Regions from separate parts of the Homo sapiens genome. Here all the other regions are linked to region 1. The links are chromatin contacts, found by Hi-C or POLR2A ChIA-PET in ENCODE. All regions are on one chromosome and are shown on one strand. Each heading gives the region's core, a stretch centred on a gene start or an enhancer-like site at or near the end of the contact. The rest is flanking DNA. Distances are from core to core; before and after follow the strand shown.

Evidence for each region. Hi-C counts contacts between places; a loop is a spot of excess contacts on that map. ChIA-PET counts read pairs that join two places held with the same protein, here RNA polymerase II (POLR2A). Pooled maps may share reads with other maps.
Region 2: a loop to region 1 is called in a pooled map, with 5 times the contacts of the local background. The contact joins two enhancer-like sites. A Hi-C loop is called at or near these places in 1 of 168 maps with a recorded cell type or tissue (Calu3), 1 of 37 single-sample maps with no recorded cell type and 10 of 50 pooled maps.
Region 3: a loop to region 1 is called in a pooled map, with 4 times the contacts of the local background. The contact joins two enhancer-like sites. A Hi-C loop is called at or near these places in 1 of 168 maps with a recorded cell type or tissue (HCT116) and 5 of 50 pooled maps. POLR2A ChIA-PET finds 5 or more read pairs at or near these places in 2 of 52 experiments (Panc1 and activated CD4-positive, alpha-beta T cell).

The regions. Positions count from the first base shown.
Region 1 is chr2:230,792,822-230,797,057 of GRCh38, forward strand. It overlaps CAB39 (calcium binding protein 39), which reads left to right. Exons shown (of 9, transcript NM_016289.4): 4 at 392-510. Among named protein-coding and RNA genes, the nearest start is that of ITM2C, 70 kb to the right of the region's middle. RefSeq lists an enhancer at 455-1,654. Within about 2 kb of position 1,855, at least 32 of the 41 ENCODE cell types and tissues checked have a DNase peak (open chromatin) inside an H3K27ac peak, as active enhancers do.
Region 2 is chr2:230,438,009-230,442,194 of GRCh38, forward strand. All of the region lies in intron 2 of SP100 (SP100 nuclear antigen), which reads left to right. It overlaps LOC101928816 (a long non-coding RNA gene), which reads right to left. Exons shown (of 4, transcript XR_427235.4): 4 at 3,427-4,186. Among named protein-coding and RNA genes, the nearest start is that of SP100, 24 kb to the left of the region's middle. RefSeq lists an enhancer at 1,676-1,725. Within about 2 kb of position 1,788, at least 7 of the 41 ENCODE cell types and tissues checked have a DNase peak (open chromatin) inside an H3K27ac peak, as active enhancers do.
Region 3 is chr2:230,346,673-230,350,548 of GRCh38, forward strand. The region is part of intron 2 of SP140L (SP140 nuclear body protein like); the gene reads left to right. Among named protein-coding and RNA genes, the nearest start is that of SP140L, 21 kb to the left of the region's middle. RefSeq lists an enhancer at 1,273-1,612. Within about 2 kb of position 1,464, at least 7 of the 41 ENCODE cell types and tissues checked have a DNase peak (open chromatin) inside an H3K27ac peak, as active enhancers do.

The DNA of each region.
Region 1 (4,236 bases), core at 605-3,104:
AGTGTTCCCAATGTAAGCATCTTATTTGAAGCTGCTTGTTCCATTTGGGTGGAATTCAGATCCCTTAGATTGTTAACATATTGCAGGGTTTTGTTTCTCATATCAGAGTCAGCGTGATCCTGAGACTTAGAAATGGTGGAAATTATATGTGGAATATAGTCAACCCATTGTTGTTTTTGTCAACACATTGTTCATGTTAAAAATAGTACACTAGTAAACTTACAATTTGGAATTACAAATGAAGAGATAATTTAATGTCTATGAATGTGTTAAAGTCAGATATTCAGTCATAACAATAAGTACAATGGCCTTATTCGAGTTCATTTGGGAGGGTGAATGAGCATTTTGATGTTTGGTCAGGAAAATGTGTTAATGATTGTATTCCTAATAGGGCAAAAAAGACGTGGCTCAAATTTTCAACAATATTCTCAGAAGACAAATTGGTACGAGAACTCCTACTGTTGAATACATCTGCACCCAACAGAATATTTTGTTCATGTTATTGAAAGGGTATGTACAATGTAATAAAATTTGTATTCTCAGTTGAACATAAAGGAAGGATTGCCTTGGGAAAAAAAACAGGATGCTGAATGTGGGAAGCATTTTCTCTGTAGTTAGATAATTTTTCCATAGATTTTGAACACATTTCCCTCCTTGAAATTCAACTTGTGAGCTAAATTGAATTTGAAAATGCCCTACAGGTGGGAATTTAAAATTAGGTGAATTCTGAGCTTTTAAATTCACAAATCCAGCATGACTGAAGGAAAAAATAATAATTCTCTGTGGTCTTATTTCTGTTCTCTAGGATTTAAAAAAGTTGAATTTCATTGAAGTATCAGTTAAGTTATATATTGAAAGACATCTCCTTTGGACATAATACGCACGCTGTAAGGCAGTAAAAGCTGCCTCTTAAATGGAGCATGGATTCTCTACAGCTTTACTTTGTTGAGTCAGCAAAGTACATGTTTATGAAGTAGTGTCCTTTGATTTTTACCTCTCTGTGTCCACTTACTAATCCATATAATTTGGTAATTCACAGTGCATCTTCCTGAAATTACTACTGGTCTAAGCAGGCATTAATGTTTGGGTAGTCTTGTCAGTTTAAAAAAGCCTGAAAACCGAACCATAGAACCAAATGCCCTTCTCCCTCATCCCTGAGCCTCATTGACTGGCAAGGTAACCTCCTGCTGTTTCACACCAGAGTTGTGTGCCAGCCCCGGGTATGGTGTGCATCTGTTTGTCCCAACATTGGTGGTGGTCTGTTCTATTAAGTTGGTGGGCAGGCATGTTCCTGGCATGACTGTTGGTGTGAATCAGCTTGCTCTACTCCTCCTGGCTTTATAGCTTGCCTCAGTCTGATTCACGTCTCTGCGGTTTAACACTTCCCCCAAGTTCAAGCTTGTTTAGACAAAGTGTGAGTCAGTGCCTGTGTTGCACGCCAGCGTTCTGTTTCCCTCTTTCTATTTCTAACCATCTGTGTTACTTCTTCAGATTTTGGGATACAGAACTTTTGGCATCTAATTTTGTGTTGTATCAATTCAGAGTTGTATGTAAAAACATGTAGTGAGCAGTGTGAAATTGTGGTGATCTTAGAGCAGCTTTCAGGTGCCTTTGTGTGTTTTTAAAGCCCATATTTCCTTTTCCATAGAAACCAAGGATTATTAAAATCAATACATTAGTTAACTCTGCTGACATTTTTCACTTCAGAGTAATCAGAGGCATGATATGAATGTTGTTAAATGGCATGTCAAGAAAGACTTTTGAGATACAATTTACAGTTTAGAGCTCTCACCTGTGCTGGCCAGAGCAGACACTTCCAGCCAGGAAGTAGCATGGAGAATGCAACTGGTGGGCCCACCGGAAGCCCCGCCCACCTCCTTTGTTGTGAAAAATATACGTACAACTAGAGGGAATATGTAACATACCGGTTCCTACCCTAAACCCAGCTTCAACAGTTACGAATGTTCTGTCATTCTTGTTCCTCTAGTCCTTGCCCCCTTTTTCCTCTGACACATGACATCACTCAGTATGCATCCCTAGTACGCATTACAAAACACAGTATAACACAGTTACGTTACCATTTGCAAACCTAATGTCTAATGCCCAATCTACAGATTTCCTCAATTTTCACAAAAATGGCATTTTACAGTTCGTTTATTTAATATTACTTCCAGGCTGGACATGGTGGCTCACGCCTGTAATACCAGCATTTGGGAGGCCAAGGCGGGTGGATCACTTGAGTCCAGGAGTTTGAGACCAGCCTGGGCAATATGGTGAAACCCCGCCTCTACTAAAAATACAAAAATTAGCCGGGTGTGGTGGCACACACCTGTAATCCCAGCTATTCGGGAGGCTGAGGCACAAGAATAGCTTGAACCCAGGAGATGGAGGTTGCAGTGAGCCGAGATTGCGCCACTGCACTTTAGCCTGGGTGACAGAGCAAGACTTGATTTCCAAAAAAAAAAAAAAGTTCCAAACAAGGCCCACAAACTGAATTTGGTTAATACTCTGAGCTCTCTTTTAATCTATAATAGTTAATATTATGCCATCTCTTTGTTGAAGCCTGGATTGTTTGTTTTGTAGAAAAATCATATATTTTAGACTTGGCATTCCTGTTGCTTCTGTAACATGTTCCACTATCTGCTAGTGATTTAACTGGTAGATAGTTAGATCTGGCTTTTTTTTATTAGATTCGGATTCACTTTGAGGGGGGCAAAAGTTCATGGATGGTGCTGTGTGCTTCATATTGGGTGGCACTGGTTATCCCATTTCTGGTGATGTTCGGATTGACCGGTGGATGCAGGTGTCCTCAGTCTGTAATCTGTCCATTACAAAATTCTCATTGACCTTTCACCTCCTGGTTTTAGTTTCCATTGAGAATCATTGCCTAGATTCAGAATGGCAGTTTCCTGATTCTGTTATTTCTTCTTCATATAATTAAATTGTTTCTATAAAGAAGAACCCTTCTTCCTTGATGACTTAGTTATCCCAAAATAGTCTCATTTTTTAGTATAATCAGGTATTTTTTTTTTAGTATAATCAGTTGATGACCTGGCCACTTCCTTAGATAAGTATTGAGTTGTTTTAAGGATCATTATAAACTCACGTTTTTGTCTTTTTAAAAATTATATTTGATATGTCTCAATCCATTCCAGTCATTACTTTCTTGTGTCCAAGTTGCCCCATCTTTGGCCCTTGGGAACTCCTTCAAGTTGCCTTCTGTGTTGTTTTGGCAAGACCCCATCAGTCTGTGATTGCTTCCTTGCTTTCTGGCGTAGGATGACCATCTTGCTCATTTTGTACGAGTCCTGCCAGACCTGGAAACAGCTGTTTCTTGAAGGAGCGCTGTGAACTGCATTTTAAGATTTTTGTACTTTTGTTAATTAATTTAGACTGCTTCCATACAGTGTGATTATCTTCTTAGGCTGTGAGTACTTCTGTTAGATATTTATTTGCGGGGCCATGCTGCTAATACTAGCATGCATTTGAAGTCGTATTGCTAGTGTTAGACTACATTTGGAGGCGATTTTTTTTTTACTGGCAATTTACATGTTAGTATGCTGTTCACTCTAGTGCTCACAGGTTATACAGCATAACTGTTTGCCTTGTATTTACTGGTTTATGGTTTAATCGTTTAGACAAGCTTGACAAGCCTCCATCAAAACCTGTTCAACTTGTACCAAACTGTCTTACCCTTGTCTTTCCTGCCTTCTAAAGCTCAGCAAAGATGAATTGTATGATCAGCCATTTTGTGAGCAGATATTTCCATCAAGTAAGAGCCGGTCAGCATTCTAGCTGCATGCCTCCACTGATGCCAAGGAGTGTGGTTTTATCTTGTTGAGGATCTGTGATGTGTAAGAGGACACCACTACTAGATAACAAATGAGTACTACAGGATTTCAGAGGATAAAATGTGGTTTGGGTTAATAAGGCAAGGGTTGATAAAAGGAATAGGACTTAAGATGGGAGTTCCTAGTAGTTTAGAATTTACACAGGCAGAAAAGAGAGAAGGCATCCTAATGGCATATGACTGGGAACAAAGGTACAGGGGCAGGAATGAACATAACATGATTGGCAGCAATAAGGAGAGAATTTGAAAGTTGTGTGGCAGGTTGGGAGGTGACATTGTGCTAGAACAGGAGATCTAATAAGAGGAAGACTGGATAGTTAAGTCCAGAAGTTTGTCTTTATTTGATTAGCTAGAAGAAATCATTTTAAGCTCCCAAGCTGGAAATG
Region 2 (4,186 bases), core at 538-3,037, 350 kb before region 1:
GTTTCTTGAATTTTGATTTGACATTAAATGGGAACAGTCTTGCTTTTTGTTTTATTTACAGTTGCATACCATAACTTGCTGATTTTCAATTTCAACATTTTTTGTGTCATTTTTTCTTAGTTGTGTCTTTAGTTGGATTCTCTTTGATTCCAGTCAATATCGATATCATCAATATTGATGATTCTTTTTCAATATTATTAATATTGCCTTTCAATATCATTTTTCTTTTACATTCTGTTTAAATAATTTTTCATACTTTTTCCATTTTGTCTTTATTTCATTTCAGTAGTTTTGGGGGAACAGGTGGTTTTGGTTACATAGATAAGTTCATTAGTGGTGATTTCTGAGATTTTGGTGCATCTGTCACCCAAGCAGTGTACACTGAACTCAATGTGTATTCTTTTATCTGTCACTCCCCTCCCACCCTTTCCCCTGAGTCCCCAAGGTCCATTGTATCATTCTTATGCCTTTGCATTCTCATAGCTTAACTCCCACTAATAAGTGAGAACATAACGATACTTGGTTCCATTCCTGAGTTGCTTCACTTAGAATAATGGTCTCCAACTCCATCCAGGATGCTGAGAACGCCATTATTGCATTCCTTTTTATGGCTGAGTAGTACTCCATGGTGTATATATATACACACACACACACACACACACACACACACACACACACATATGGTATATATATATGTGTATACATGTATATGTGTATATATACATATATATATCACATTTCTTTATCTACTCATTGATTAGTGGGCATTTAGGCTTGTTCCACATTTTCTCAATTGCTAATTGTGCTGCTATAAACGCGTGTGCAAATGTCTTTTTCATATCATGACTTATTTTCCTCTAGGTAGAGACCCAGTAGTGGGATTGCTGGATCAAATGATAGTTCTTTAAGGAATCTTTATACTGTTTTCCACAGCAGTTGTAATAGTTTACATTCCCACCAGCAGTGTAAAAGTGTTCCCTTTTCACCACATCCACGCCAACATCTATCATGTTTTTATTTTTTAATTATGGTCTTTCTTGCAGAAGTAAGGTGGTATCGCATTGTGGTTTTGATTTGCATTTCCCTGATAATTAGTGATGTTGAGAATTTTTTCATATATTTCTTGGCCATTTGCATATCTTCTTTTGAGAATTGTCTATTCATATCCTTTGCCCACTTTTTGATAAGATTATCTGAATTTTTTCTTGCTGATTTGTTTGAGTTATTTATAGATTCTGGAATTTTTGCTTAGTCTTGCTTTGGCAATGTGGGCCCTTTTTTGATTCCATATGAATTTTAGGATTGTTTTTTCTAGTTCTGTGAATAATGATGATGGTGTTTTGATGGGAATTGCATTGAATCTGTAGATTGCTTTTGGGCAGTATGATCATTTTCACAATATTGATTTTACCCATCCATGAGCATGGAATGTGTTTCCATTTGCTTGTGGCATCTGTGATTTCTTTCAGCAGTGTTTTGTAGTTCTCCTCATAGAGATCTTTCACCTCCTTGGTTAGGTATATCCTAAGGTTTTTTGGATTTTTGTTGTTGTTGTTGTTGTTGTTGTTTTGCTTTGTTTTTTTGGTTTATTTTTTATTTATTTATTTTTTTGCAGCTGTTGTAAAAGGGATTTGATTTGATTCTCAGCTTGATCATTGTTGGTGTATAGCAGTGCTACTTATGATTTTGTATCCTGAAACTTAACTGAATTCATTTATCAGATCTATATCTTAGGATACTAATCATATCATTGGTGAACAGTGACTCAAGTTTGACTTCCTCTTTACCGATTAGGATGCCCTTTATTTCTTTCTTTTGTCTGACTGCTCGGGCTAGGACTTCCTGTTTTATCTTTTACAACTCATTGTTTCCCTTGTTTTATCTCTCTAAAAATGCAAACTATGTCTGCTTTTTATTTTTATTTTCAGTGTTACATAAGGTTTTATAAGGTCTGATTTCACTCAATCAGTAGTTATTTTCAAATCTTTTCGAAAGGAAAGAAGGAAGGAAGGAAAGAAAGACGCAGGAATATGTATAAAGGTATAGCAAACATCACACTTAATGGTGCTGCTAAGTGCTTCTTCCTTGAAATTGGAAATAAGGCAAGGAAGTCCACTCTCATCACTTCTCTTCAACATTGTATTCAAACTCCTAACCAGTGAAATGAGACCAAAAAATAGAAATAATTGTTTGGAAAGAAACAGTAAGTCAGTCTATTTGTTCATGATATAATTATTTTCTTTAAAATACAAAGGAAATCTATAAATAATTTACTAGAAATACTACATGAATTTAGCAATGCCATAAATTCATGGTTAATATGTTTCAAACCAATTATATTTTCATATAATAGTAATAAGGAATTTGAAAAGCATTATCATTTAAAGTAACACCAAAACAATAAAATAACTAGGAATAAATTTATTATTTTTTAAATTTAATTAAATTAAATTTTTTATTTCAATAGGTTTTTGGAGAGGAATAAATTTAATGAAAGATGTACATGACTTCTAAAAACTATAAGCAGTGCTGGGTAAAATTAAACACATGTAAGTAAATGGAGAGATATACAATGTTAACAGATTGGAAGCTCAATGTTGTTGTCATCTCCCCCAAATTTATCTGTAGCTTCAATTCAAATCCAAAAAAAAGTCCTAAAGTTTTTTCTTGAAGAAATTGACAAACTGATTTGAAAAGATAATGTATAAAAGCAAAGAATCTAGAAAATCCAAGCCAATCTTTTCTAATTGACTTCAAGACTTTTGTTAAGCCATGATATTTAAGGCAAAATCTTACCAGCATAAGGGTAGACAAATAGATCAATGGTATAGCATAGAAAGTACATATATAAACCCATGCTAATATTGTAAATTGTTTTTTGAATATTTTCATGACCTTGGAGTAGGCAAATATTTCTTAGATAGTACACTAAAGTCATTAATTATAAAAGAAAAAAAAATAAATTGGATTTCATCAAAATTACAGATTTCTTCCCATCAAAAGACATGATTAAGAAAATGAAAGAGAAGCTACAGACTGGGTGAAAATATTCACCATACATAAATCAGACAAAACACTTCTATCCATAATATATTTAAAAAATGCCTACCCATCAATAAGTAAAATTGAATAATATAAATGGGCCAAAGACTTGAACAGACACTTTACAAAAAATAAATTGCCAATTAACACATGAAAATGTGCTTGACATCATTTTATCATTAAAGAAATACAAATTAAAACGAAAATGACATATCACATCACACACACTGGAATGGCTAAAACTAGAAAGGCTATCTCTGATAGTCTTTGAAAAACAGTTTGGCAGGTTCTTAAATGGTTAAATGTACTCTTACACAATGACCAAGCAATTCCACTGCTACATATTTATGCAAGATAAGTGAAAACATCTTGCCACAAAAAGACTTGTACAAGAGCAGCAATTTTATTTATACTAGTCTCAAAGTGGAATCAACTCCAATGACCATGAACAGAAAACTGAATAAGCAGATTGTGGTATATTCACACAATGGAATGCCACTCAACAACAAAAATGAACAAACTACTGTTCAACACATCAACATGAATGATAAGCAAAAGAAGGCAGACACAAAAGCATATATACCTTTTATCCCATTTATACAAAATCCAGTAGCGGGCAGTATTAAGATACGATGGAAAAAATGACAGCAGTGGTTGCCCTGAGAGACTGCCTGGTTGCATATGGTCAGGATGTGGGTTGACGGGCAGGGCACACACTGTTCTGTTCATTTCTCAAATAACACATCAGTTTTTGGCTCTGTGTCTCCCTTCAAATCTCCATTGTTTCTTACAAATTCTGTAGGGCACCATGATTCCTAACCTCTGAAAGCATCCATCCCCTATCTGCTATTGCAACTAGCACTTTTCTGACCACTTTTCACCTTCAAGATTTTACTTGAAATCTCTTATCTGCTCATTGTCCTCTGCCATTCTCTTTGTCATTGTGAATCTAATTCCTTTGTTATCATTTTAGTGATCTTTAACCAGAAACTTTTTTTACAGAAATTCAAAACAATAATGTAACATTATTGTTTCCTGCCTCATGTTAGATACTGGACAGTGCCAATAATTCTCTTCTAGTTGGGAAGGAAGGGCTCATAAATTTTCATAATATTAAGAAATACTGAGATGTTGACTAAAACAT
Region 3 (3,876 bases), core at 214-2,713, 450 kb before region 1:
TCTGTTAAATTGTTCAGTTCAGTCATTGTATTTTTTAGATCTAGGATTTCTGGGGGTTTGTTTAATGGTTCCTATTTTTTATTGGCATTATATTTTGTTTATATATTGTTTTCTGATTTTGTTGAGTTGTCCATCTGTGTTCTCTTGTAGTTCACCGAACTTTTTAAAGAGAATTATTCTGAATGTCAGTTAGCTCATAGACCTTCATTTCTTTAGAGTCAGTTGTTAGAGCTTATTAATTTCTTTTAGGGGTTTTATTTTTTGCTGATTTTTTATGATCCTTGTATCCTCACATTAGTGTCTGTACATTTGAGGAAGAAGTAACCTCTTCCAACCTTTATAGGTTTGCTTTGGCATGGAAAGCCCTTTAGTAGTCAGTGTTTCCTGGAGATCTGGACAGGTCAGCTGGTAGCATCCATGAATAGTCACAGTTTGCTTTTGAGATCTCTAGTTGTGCAGGATTATTGCCTGTGCTCTGGTGTTTGCTGGGGCCACTGGCTCGCCTGTATGGTTTGTTGAGTGTTTTGGTTGGACTCTTTGGTTGGGCAGGGCTACTGGCTGGCTTCTGAGATGGAACAAGACCTCAAGCTACTGTTCAGTGGGACCACAGGTTAGGCTCTGTGATTAATCAGGGTTGCAGGCTGTGTTTTGCAGTTGGGTTGAGTCACTGTCTGGGTTCTCTTCCAGAGTAGAACCACTGGCTGTGCTTCAGTGTCAATCAGTATTGTTATCAGGTACCTGGGTTTGGTGGGGCCACAGGCTATGCCCCAGCTTGCTGCAAGCTGGGCTCCTCTGTCAGATGGGATCATTCTCTGGAATCCCTGGTTAGGCAGAACTGCAGGCTGTGCCCCTCAGTTGGGAGGTGTCCTTGGCTTTGTTTACTGTCCATGCAGGTCGCTGGCTGGCCACTGAGGCTGGGCAGGGTTACTATTTGGGCTTCCTGGTTAGCAAGGCTAGAGGCCATACTCTGTAGTTAGGCAGAGTGGCTGGCTCGATTACCTGCGTGGTCAAGGACGTATGTTAGGCTTTGAGGCTGGGCAGAATCTCTTTGGGGGTTCCCTGGTCCAACAAGACAGAAAGCTAAACCCTGTAGCTGGCCTGGATTGCTGACTAGGCACCCAAGCCAGTTAGAATTGCTGACTATGCTCCCTGGCCAAATAGGGTCACCAGCTTGCCTCTGCAGTTGGGCAGAGCTGCTGGCTGAGCTCTCTGCTAGGGTGCTGATGGCAGGAACACAGTACCAGCATGGTGATCCATGCACTGGCCACTGTGAACCCTGCCCTCACTTCTTCATTTCTGGTCAAACACAGGTGGTCTAGCCCCACTGATTTCCTCTTTGTTTCCCATGAGACAAGACAGAAGTGGGCCTCCTAAGATGTAGCACAGAATGCTACAGAAGCTGGATGTCCTCCTCAGGCTCTCTTTTCCCCACTGGAGAAACTTTGGGCTCAGGAAAACCCTCTTGATATGGCACTTTGCCAGCCTTGGGGAGGAGCAACACAGTCAAAGTGAAACTGTATGACTCAAGAATTTAACTGCTAAACATCTACCTAGAAATGAAAACGTATATCCACACAAAGACTTGCATGCGAATATAGTAACATTATAGTAACAGTAACGTGATAGTTAACTTTCACAAAATCTATCGTACACTGTTTCCAGAAGACCATTTCATAGCAATGTGTAAGGGTTCCAGTTTTTCCACATCTTTGCTAAAACTTGTTATTGTATGTGTTTATAGCCATTCCAATGAATGCATATTAGTATTTTGTTGTGGTTTGAATTTGCTTTTCTCTAATGACTAATGATACTGAGCATCTCTTCTTGTCTTTATTATCTTCCATGTGTCTTTCGGAGAAATATCTGTTCAAATCATTTGCCCATTTTTAAATTGGGTTATCTTCTTATAGAGCTGTCAGAATTCTTTACATACCTGAATATAAGTAGTTTATTGAAAATATAATTGGCTAATATTTTCTCCCAGACTGTGCCTAGTCTTTTCTTTTTCTTAACAGTATACTTGAAACACAAAAGATTTCAGTTTTGTTAAATTTCAGCTTATCACTTTATTATTTTAAGGATCATGCTTTTGATGTTGTAGCTAACTCTTCATTTAACCTAAAGTCACAAAGATTTTTGTCTTTATTTTCTTACAAAAGTCCTGCCATTTTTGCTCTTTTAGAAGATTACTACATAATTTGGGGAACCCAGTGAAAAATAAAAATGGGGGATCCTTGCTCACAAGTTATTAAGGATTTCAGAACAGTGAAAGCAGAACACTAAACTAAGCACAGAGTCATTTGTGACTGCACAGGATGCATGCTCATGAAGCCAGCCCTGCTCTTACATTTAGATCCATGATCCATTTTTAGTTGATTCATGTATATGATGTGAGGTAAGAGTCTACATTTGTATTTTTGTGTGTATCTATGCAATTCTACTTGTAGTATTTGTTGAAAAGACTATCTTTTCCTCATTTAATTGCCTTGGCACTTTTGTTGAAAATCAATTGCTGAAACCACAAGGATTTTTTCTGCACTCTCATCTCTGTTTCACTGAATTATACCAGTACAATAACTGTCTTGATATGGGTAGCTTTATAATAAGTGTTGAAATAAGAAAGTATAAATCTTCCAACTTTTTTCTTCTTTTTATAGATTGTTTTGGCTATTCTGGGTTCTTGCAATTCCATATAAATTTTAGGATTAGCTTCTCAATTTCTTCAGAAAAGCCATTTGGAATTTTGATAGGAATCACATTGAGTTTATAGGTCAATTTGGAGAGAATTGCCAGGTTAAATATATTGAGTCTTCCAATCCATGAACATGGGTATCTCTATTTATTTAGATTGTTAATTTCTCTAGTAATGTTTTGTCATTTTCAGCATACAAGTCTTGCATTCTGTTTGTTCATTCCTAAATGTTTTATTATTTTGCCTACCTTTAATTTTGAATTTGAAAACTCAATTTTTACATTTCTAAGTTTACTAGTTGGTTGTTTTATAGAAACAATATCATTGAATAAGTTATGGGGGTACTAAATATACTTACTCTAGGCTGGGCACAGTGGCTCATGTCTGTAAACCCAGCACTTTGGGAGGCAGAGGTGGGCAGATCACTCGAGGTCAGGAGTTTGAGATCAACCTGGCCAACATGGCAAAACCCCGTCTCTACTAAAAGTACAAAAATTAGCCAGGAGTGGTAGCACATGCCTGTAATTCCAGCTACTAGGATGGCTGAGGCAGGAGAATTGCTTGAATCCAGGGGGCAGAGGTTGCAGTGAGCCGAGATCAAGCCACTGCACTCCAGCCTGGGGGACAGAGAGAGACTCCATCTCAAAAATAAAATAAAATAAATATACTTACTCTAAAGTCTTATTCTATTTGTTTATTATTTCTCTTTCCTCTGATGTTACCCAAAAAAATGGTAAAAAGAAAGATCTGAAGGGATCTGGTTAGAACCCTGAAACTGTCCACTAAGCCAGTGTTAACACCTGGGGTGTAGTCGTTTCATGCCTTCCCTATTATTTATTCTGAATTTTATATACAAATGAAAGACTTTTTTGTTTAATTTATATAAAAATGGGATCATAATGTATTAATCTGAACATGATGTTTTCATGGAACAGCAAAACTATTACCTTCAACCCAAATTGCTACAATTAAATAGCTATGTAATATTTCAACAGTGTACATTTATGATAATGCACTCAACCATTCTGCCAAATGGGCAATCAGGTTATTTTCAGGTTTAGAGGTATGTGTTATTGTGGAGTTGTTGTTGTTGTTGTTGTCGTTTTGCTACTAAAAACAATGCTTCAATAAATACTTCTGTATTTATGAGAATGTAGTCAACAAATACTTATTGAACACCTTGT